Linked DNA regions of Homo sapiens: all the other regions are linked to region 2. Evidence: chromatin contacts called from ENCODE Hi-C or POLR2A ChIA-PET data. All regions are on one chromosome and are shown on one strand. The core of a region is the stretch at or near the end of the contact, and the rest is flanking DNA. Distances in the headings are between cores, read along the strand shown.

Region 1 (2,700 bases), core at 164-2,663, 140 kb after region 2:
GCATTACTGCAAGCCTTCCCTGCTCTTTCAAACCTGTCCCTCCCACCTCCCAACTCTGCTCAGGTGCCCTCTCCTCCTCCTACTTCCCATGGAAAATAAGTGGCCAGAGGAGGGCCGGGCCTCCGCCTCTGCAGCCCCTCCACCCCGGTGCTGAGCCACCCCGCTTCCTCCTTAACTCGATTCTTCAGTTGCTCCTCTGCTGGCTGTCACGTCCAAGCATACTCCGGTTTCTGCCACCTTAAAATAGCGCTCTTTGCACCCACTGCCGCCTCCGGTTACTATCCTATGTCTCACTTGCCTTTACAGCCAAACTTCTCCAAAGTTACCCACGCTTGCCGTCCCCACTTCCTTGCCTCCTGTTTATGTCTCCATCCTCTTCAGCCTGGCCTCCAGCCTGGCCTCCACCCGGCTAAGCTGACAGCCAGGTCGTCAGATCCCCTGGGTGGTTGCTCCAGCGGCTGCTCTCCTGGCCACATCTGCTGTGGCTGACCCCTTCTCACAGATCTCCTCCTGCTCCTGTGGCAGTTCCCGAAGAAGCTCGGTGCCATCAACAGGAAAGGATGAGACTTTGGATTCCAGAAGAACACTGCTGGGGCTTCCCCCCGAGTCTGCCACTTGCTGTGTGAGTTAAATCCTCTCCATCCTTAGGAAAATGAGATAGTGATCATGCCCACTTGGCAACACTCAAATGAGATGAAGGGCACCTTAGTGTCTGGGCGCTGGGGCTCTGGAGCGCCTGCTGGGTTGAATCCAGACTCCCTCAGCTCCTAGGCCTGCCCTTGGGGCATCTCCAGTCTCTCCTTGAGAGTCTTGTACCAGGGTTTCCTCTTTCCTGTCCCAACACCAAGTTCCTCTGGGCTCTCTCCTAGATCTTCCCCTGGGCTCCCTGCCCTTCCCTGGATGAAAATCGCCACCTCTCGGCCCGTGGCTCTGAAATCAGCAGCTCCAGCCTAACTTGGCCCCTGAATGCCATGTTAATCTGCCCACCCATTCTACAGAGATTTATTGAGCAGCTACTGTCCCAGGCACTGGAGAATGTGTTGTACATGAGACAGAGGGGTCGCTGTCCCACAGAGCCTGCGCACTTGCTGGTGGGAAGGGCCCTTCAGTGTACCTGTAAGCAAATGCATGAGGTGCCTGCAGAGAGTGATTGTGCTGCAATGGAAAGACAGCAGAGTGACGGGATGGAAACCTGTGGGAGACTTTCGTGAAGGTGGCCAGGGAAAGCCTCTCCAAGGAGGTGACACTTGAGCTGAGACCTGGCCTGTGAGGTGACTTCAGCCAGGGAAGATCTGGGGCACAGTATTCCTGCCAGAGGGGCGGGAAGCTCCTGGGGTGGGAATGAGCCTGGCATGTCTGAAGGGACACCAAGAGGCTAGTGCGGATGGGGAAGGACTGTGGAAGGTGCCAGAGCACACCCACAGCCAGGTTCTTCCCTCGGGAGCCGTCTCCCTGGCAGGTTCTGCATCTTAGAGGATGGTTTCTCCACCCCAGCAGCTGTCCCCGATTCCCCTCCACAGCCAGTGCGTCACCAAATATGGTCCCTTCTGCCTGACGGAAAGCTTTGTTTCATGTCCCCGGCCGCCACCTCGCCTTGCACCTGGTCCCTGTGTCCCTTGGGGCTTCTCAGCCCACCCATCCTCCACACTGTTGTCAGAGTCGTCTTCAGCAGAGGCGCGTTCTGTCTGGCCACACTGTCTGGTCCCTGTTTCACACTCCCTCAATGTGGTGTCCACTGCTCATAGGATGGCATCTTCCTGTGGCCCCCCAAACTGCTGCCCTCTTGATTCCCTGCTCCTGTGTCTCTCACTACTGTCCCTCACGTGCTCCACCATCTCCAGTCTTCTGGGCCTTTGAGGATGCTGTGCCCACCCCTCTGCCAGGCACCGAGTCTTCAGTGGCCGTGGAGGAGTGCTAGGCTCCAACCATTCACCCCTCACTCATCCAGCCGCCGCTGCTTGTAAAGCTTGTACTGTGTGCCAGGCACTGCTCCAGGCACCAAGGGAACAAAACCGGTGGAATTCCCTGCCCCTGTGCTGCCTGCTTTCTTGTGATGTGAGACAGATGATAAAGTACACAATTTAAAAATAGAGCCTGTCAGATGGTGTATTAGCTCCTGGGGCTGCCATAACAAATACCACAAGCTGGGTGGCTTGAAACAGCAGACATTTATTCTCTGATAGTTCTGGAGGCCAGAAGTAGGAAACCCAGGTGCTGGCAGGGCCATGCTCCCTCTGAAACCTGTAGGGGGGTCGGGTGGGGCGGCTCACACCCATAATCCCAGCACTTTGGAAGGTTGAGGTAGGAGGATCACTTGAGTGCAGGAATTGAAGACCAGCCTGGGCAACACAGTGAGACCCCCTTCCCCATCTCTACAAAAACATTAAAAAATTAGCCGGGCATGGTGGTGCATGCCAGCTACTCTGGAGGCTGAGACAAGAGACTTACTTGAGCCTGGAAGGTTGAGGCTGCAGTGAGCCATGATTGTGCCATGCACTCCAACCCGGGCAACAGAGCAAGACCCCCGCCTTCAAAAAAACAAAACAAAACAAAACAAAACAAAACAAAACAAAAACCTGCAGGAGAATCCGTCCTTGCCTCCGCCTCGCTTCCGGTGGTGACCGGTGGTGGTGGCCGGCAATATCTGGTGTCCCTTGGCTTGCAGCTGCACAGCCCAGCTCTGTCCCATCACATGGTGTT
Region 2 (2,700 bases), core at 138-2,637:
TTTTCCGGATATGACGATGGGAGTTCTTCAGGTTGGTGAAACTTAGAAGGTGAGAATTCCATTTAAGCAACTGTTCTCCCTATCTCTTGGCCATCCTTTCCACCCCTAGATCTCAGATGGTGAAGCTGTGCTTAGAGAGGTTCAAACCTTGCCCAAGTTTTCACAGCTAGTTAGTAGGAAGCAGAATTCAGATCCAGAATTCTCTGGCTGCAAAAATTCTGCCCTTTCCTTTATATCAAGTTCTTTCTCAAGCTAAAGAAACTGACCTCTTTTCAGAAAGATACGGAGTGATTTGTTTACTTTCTTAAGCATTTCTTCTAGATTTGAAAGTAACATTTATTTGAAAAATATTTAGAAATTATTGAAATGTTAAAAGTAAAAAAATTATGGCAATAACTACTGTTACTATTGGGTAAATATCCTTCCAGTCTTTTTTTCCTATAAACACATATTATCAGTACAATTTGAATAATACTGTAAACAGTGTTGCATTTTGCTTTTTTAATTTAACATTATCTTGTAAGCATTTTCTCATGTCAATAGTTTTTGTAAACAGGATTTTAAATTACTAAATAATGTTCCATCATATGGATGGGCCATAATTTAACATTTTCTATTATTGTCTACTTAGTTTCTACCTTTTTTACAATGATAAATATACAGTTAACATTTTTCATAAACATCTGTCCTCTTATTATTTCTTGAGGACAGGGGACAATACTGGGTAAATGGATATGAAGATTTTAAGGCATTTGATGCATAATGCCAATTGTTTACCAAAAGGGTTCTACCTACCAGCCCAATCAGAGTGCCTCACACGGCACCCTCACCCATACTGTCATCAATAAAGAGCTTTGCTATGTTCTGAAAAGGCGCGTGCCGCGATTCCATCACACAGGCTGCCGCGTCCAGAGGATGGCAGGGGGCGAGGCGAGGCAGGGAAACCAGTTAGGAGACCGCGGCGATGATCCCAGGGGACGCGCTGGGGGCTTGAGGCTAGGCGCAGGGATGGAGGAACTGGAACACGCACGGGATTCGTAGAATATTCGACGGGGGCGGGGGATCGACTCTGATAAGATAATTCTGCACTGCGTGGGGTGCAGGAGAGGGAGGAGACTGCACGTTCGGCTCCGGCCTCCTCCGCGCCGGGCTCGGCACCGATCCGCGAAGTTGGCCGAGGCGTGAGCCCCGCCCACCCCTTTAACAGGGACACTCCCCTTTAAGGCGGGCGCCCGCGCGCGCCCCGGCCCCGCCCTTCGGGGGCGCGCGCGGCGGCCGCGGCGCCGGCTCCGCCGGGAGCGCACGTGCAGGCGCCGGGCGGAGGAGAGGGAGGCGGGAGCCGGGCCGCGGGAGGAGGGGAGGCGCCGGGGGCGCGCGCGCGCGCGCTGGGCGCTGCTGGGCTGCGGCGGCGGCGGCGGCGGCGGTGGTTACTATGGCGGAGTCGGCCGGAGCCTCCTCCTTCTTCCCCCTTGTTGTCCTCCTGCTCGCCGGCAGCGGCGGGTCCGGGCCCCGGGGGGTCCAGGGTGAGTCCTGGGACGGGGGGCGGGGGCCGGGATGGAGAGGGCCCGGCAAGGGCGAGGCCTCGAGCCGCGGCCGCTGGACTACAGCGCGCCCCCTCCCCACGAGCACAATATGGCCGGGTGGGGGGCGCAGAGGAGTCGGGGTGACCCCCAGTCAGCTTCCCCGATCTCCGAGGCGCAGCCGCCCGGCGGCGACGGAGCTCACGCCGGGCCCCTGGGGACCCGAGCCCTGTTCCAGGCGGAACTGGATTCGGGCAGTTCTCAGGGGTCGCGCTCCCAGCGCCCTCGTGTTCCAGAGAGGGGAGTCTGAGCCTCCAGCTCCAAGATTTGGAGGTCCGTGGTTTCTGCCCTTCACCGTGTCCAGGGGCGGGGGGCTTTCTTCCCTCCCTCCAGGTGCTCCTGGGGGGCGTCTTTCTCCCGCCAAGACTGTGGGGTTCGGGCGGTGGGGTCTTAGCCTCTCCGAGGGAACCTGATGTTGAGAGTCCGCGCACCTCAGACTGTAGGGGAAGGGGTCTCTAACCTTTCCTTCAGGTCCTGCACTTGGCGTGTTTCTTCCCCTCCCTCCACTGCCTCCCTAATGTTCTGGGAAAGGGAGTCACATTTCCCCTTCACTCAATCCCTTGAGTTCAGTGGGGCAATCCCCCCTCCGCCCTCCGGCACTCATGCCCCGTGGAGGCTATTTGGAGGAAGTGGGACGAACAGGCCCCTAAACCTTTTTGGAGCCTGGCTTTGGAATCCCTAACCCTATGGAACCGAGTTCCCCAAGGGTTGATGTGAATCTAGGTGTATTTGCTTTCCTCCTCGCCTCCCCCACCCTACCCCGGGGGGCCCATTCAGTTAATCACTTTGTGGATGCCTTTCAGGTGAAATCCTGGAACCTGTCTCCAAACCCCCAAGATTATTTAAAGATCCCACCACTGGACTGTATTCCCGGCCCTTGGTCAGTACTTATTTACCTTCCTACACGATGCCTCTTCCCAGCCCGCCCACCCTCACACACCCCTTACCTCCCAATCCCCACAGTCTGCGGCTCGCCTTATACCACCCCCCCACTCTCCTCTCTGTAGAAGCGGGTACCTTTTTGCGGGACACTTCGCTGGCTGTGTTGTTTTTGAGGCTTTGGGGGCTGAGAAGAGCAGATGAAACCCTAAAATATTTCATTTAAGAGAGTCTTGGCGAA
Region 3 (2,700 bases), core at 149-2,648, 170 kb after region 2:
AATTGCAAGATTTCTTGTTGATATTTTATGTCTTTTCCCCCAGAGTTCCATAGGCCGTTTTCTTTCTATAATGCTCCATGCACTTGAAGGGTTAAAAAGGCATACCGAGAATCAGTGTCAATGTTTACAGTCTTACCTTCATGGAGTTCTAAGGCCCAAATTAAAGCAATGGGTTCAGCTTTCTGGGCTGAAGTGCCCTGGGGCAACGATCTGGCTTCAACAACAGTGTACAGGGTTACCACTGCATACCCTGCACATCTCTCTCCTTGTAGGTTGATGAAGCTGCTCCCGTCCACGTGTAGTTCCCAGTCTACTGATGCCCAAGGCTGGTCCCGGAGGTCAGATCTACTAGAGTCAACTGAGTCAAACACTTCTACACAATCATGCCCGACAGGGCTCTCTGATACTGGGAGCAAGGTGGTGGGGTTTAGGGTGTTCCAAACTTCAATGGTTATACGGAGATTTTCACAGAGCAAACTTTGGTACTTGGTGAGTCTAGCATTCGTTAGCCAATGATGTCCTTTAGTATTCATTAAAGTCAACACAGCATGGGGAGCCTTTATGTTCAGGTTTTGCCCAAGAGTCAGCTTATTTGCTTCTTGTACTAGCAGGGCAGTTGCTGCCAAGGCCCTCAAACACAGGGGCCATCCTTTAGGAACCCCATCTAGTTGTTTAGAGAGGTAGGCCACTGGCCTCGGCCAGGGCCCCACAGTTTGGATGAAAACTCCAACTGCCATCTTTTCTCTCTCTGACACATACAATGTAAAAGGCTTTGTCAGATCGGGTAGCCCCAGGGCTGGGGCTGACATAAGTTTTTTCCTTTAACTCATGAAAGGCTTGCTGTTGTTGAGATCCCCATTCAAAAGGTTCCCGGTCCCCCACTTTGTGACCTCATACAAAGGCTTGGCTAATACTGCAAAGTTTGGGATCCACAGTCTACAAAACCCCACAGCTCCTAAGAATTCTCTCACTTGCCTTCTGCTCTTAGGCTCCAGTAGATTGCAAATGACCTGCTTTCTTTCTGATCCCAGGCTGCATTCCCCGTGTCGGATAGTAAATCCCAAGTAACGTACCTGCTGTCGACAGATCTCAGCTTTTTTCTTGGACACCTTATACCCACAGTCCTCCAGGCGCTGGAGTAGGGCATCCGTTCCCTTGGCGCACCTGACTGCCGTGGGGTGTCTCAGCAAAAGGTCATCAACGTACTGGAGCAACACGCAGCCTAGGTCTCTGGTGGGAAGCTTCTGGAGGTCTGTAGCCAACGCCTCCCTGAAGATGGTGGGGGAGCTCTGGAACCCTTGGGGAAGCCGGGTCCAAGTGTACTGAGTAGTGATACCTGACTCCGGATCTTCCCACTGAAAGGCAAACAGCTTCTGGCTCTCGGGAGCTAATCTGATACGAAAGAAAGCGTCTTTCAGGTCCAAGCAGGTGAACCAGCTGTCCTCAGCTGGCAGCAATCCCAACAACGTGTACGGGTTAGGTACTGTTGGATGTAAAGTCACTGTAGCTTGATTAACCAAGCGCAAATCCTGTACCGGCCTGTAGTCCTTGGTCCCTGGCTTGGGAACAGGCAGGAGGGGAGTGTATACTTGGCATGAAGTACAGCAAATGGAAAAACTTAAATTTTAAAAAAAGAAGAGGTGGGTAGGATGAGGCCAGGCGCAGTGCTTGTAATCCCAGCACTTCGGGAGATCAATGGTGTGAGCCAGTCTAAACCTCCATCTGTGACCTGAAGCTGGCCTATGGGCTGCCGATTTTTGACCTCTGATGACTGACAGGGCTGTCTTCAGTTTCAGTTCCCTCCTGAGCATCAGAGCCATACACAGAACAGCCTACCAGATGCTTTCACTGGGATGTCCTAAGACCTCTCAGTTTCCATGTGTTCAAAACCACACTTGTCATCTCCAAGCTGATTCATCGTGGGTTTCTGTTCCTAGTGATGATACATAAGCACCCCATTGCCCCGGCCAGACCCCCAGGAGACCTCCAAGGCCCTGAGCATTCCTTCCCCTCTTTCAGTGGGTCTCCATGATTTCTTGGCTCTACTCACTTGTGGCATGCCAGGTCTCACGAACGCAGGCCTCCATAACAACTGTTTCAGTACTGGCTGAGTGGTTAAGTTAAATATTAAATAGCCAGTGCCCTGACAATCCTAGAGTCCATGCCCTCCCCATTTCTTTGCCTCCCCATTTCAGGCCCCTACCCTCCCTCACCTGGACCATCTTCACAGCCTCCTAACTGGTGCAGCTATTTACATTTGAATTAATTAAAAGGGGCCAGGCTCAGTGGCTCATGCCTGTAATCCCAGCACTTTGGGAGGCTGAGGTGGTGGATCACCTGAGGTCAGGAGTTCGAAACTAGCCTGGCCAACAAAGTGAAACCCCCGTCTCTACTAAAGATACACAATTTAGCCGGGAGTGGTGTCGCGTGCCTGTAGTCCCAGCTACTTGGGAGGCTGAGGCAGGAGAACTGCTTGAACCCGGGAGGTGGAGGTTGCGGTGAGCCAAGATTGCACCACTGCACTCTAGCCTGGGTGACAAAGCAAGACTCCGTCTCAAAAAAAAAAAAAATTAATTGAAAGGAAATAATGTTTAAAAATTAGTTCCTGCGTCTTACTAGCCTCATTATTTCAAGGGCTCAATAGCCACACTTCCTTACTGCAGAAAGTCCTGTGGGAGCATGTTGCCCTGTGATCATGTT

The links. A loop is a pair of places that touch in the nucleus more often than their neighbours do. ChIA-PET counts read pairs that join two places held with the same protein, here RNA polymerase II (POLR2A). Pooled maps may share reads with other maps.
Region 1: a loop to region 2 is called in a pooled map, with 2.3 times the contacts of the local background. The contact joins the enhancer-like site here to the promoter of ACVR1B in region 2. A Hi-C loop is called at or near these places in 1 of 168 maps with a recorded cell type or tissue (endothelial cell of hepatic sinusoid) and 8 of 50 pooled maps. POLR2A ChIA-PET finds 5 or more read pairs at or near these places in 1 of 52 experiments (activated CD4-positive, alpha-beta T cell).
Region 3: a map of B cell shows a loop between it and region 2 (4-fold over the local background). The contact joins the promoter of SMIM41-AS1 here to the promoter of ACVR1B in region 2. A Hi-C loop is called at or near these places in 1 of 168 maps with a recorded cell type or tissue (B cell) and 4 of 50 pooled maps. POLR2A ChIA-PET finds 5 or more read pairs at or near these places in 2 of 52 experiments (Caco-2 and OCI-LY7).

Annotation. Positions count from the first base shown.
Region 1 is chr12:52,087,063-52,089,762 of GRCh38, forward strand. The region is part of intron 2 of SMIM41 (small integral membrane protein 41); the gene reads left to right. It overlaps SMIM41-AS1 (SMIM41 antisense RNA 1), which reads right to left. Exons shown (of 4, transcript XR_007063312.1): 4 at 2,150-2,700. It also overlaps the pseudogene OR7E47P. Among named protein-coding and RNA genes, the nearest start is that of SMIM41, 8.7 kb to the left of the region's middle. Within about 2 kb of position 1,414, at least 3 of the 41 ENCODE cell types and tissues checked have a DNase peak (open chromatin) inside an H3K27ac peak, as active enhancers do.
Region 2 is chr12:51,950,312-51,953,011 of GRCh38, forward strand. ACVR1B (activin A receptor type 1B) reads left to right here and starts at 1,388. Exons shown (of 9, transcript NM_004302.5): 1 at 1,388-1,523. The coding sequence starts at 1,433. RefSeq lists an enhancer at 1,166-1,785 and silencers at 1,243-1,302, 1,333-1,382.
Region 3 is chr12:52,116,820-52,119,519 of GRCh38, forward strand. SMIM41-AS1 (SMIM41 antisense RNA 1) reads right to left here and starts at 1,399. Exons shown (of 4, transcript XR_007063312.1): 1 at 1,074-1,399. RefSeq lists enhancers at 1-97, 1,461-1,700, 2,021-2,160, 2,171-2,230, 2,261-2,310.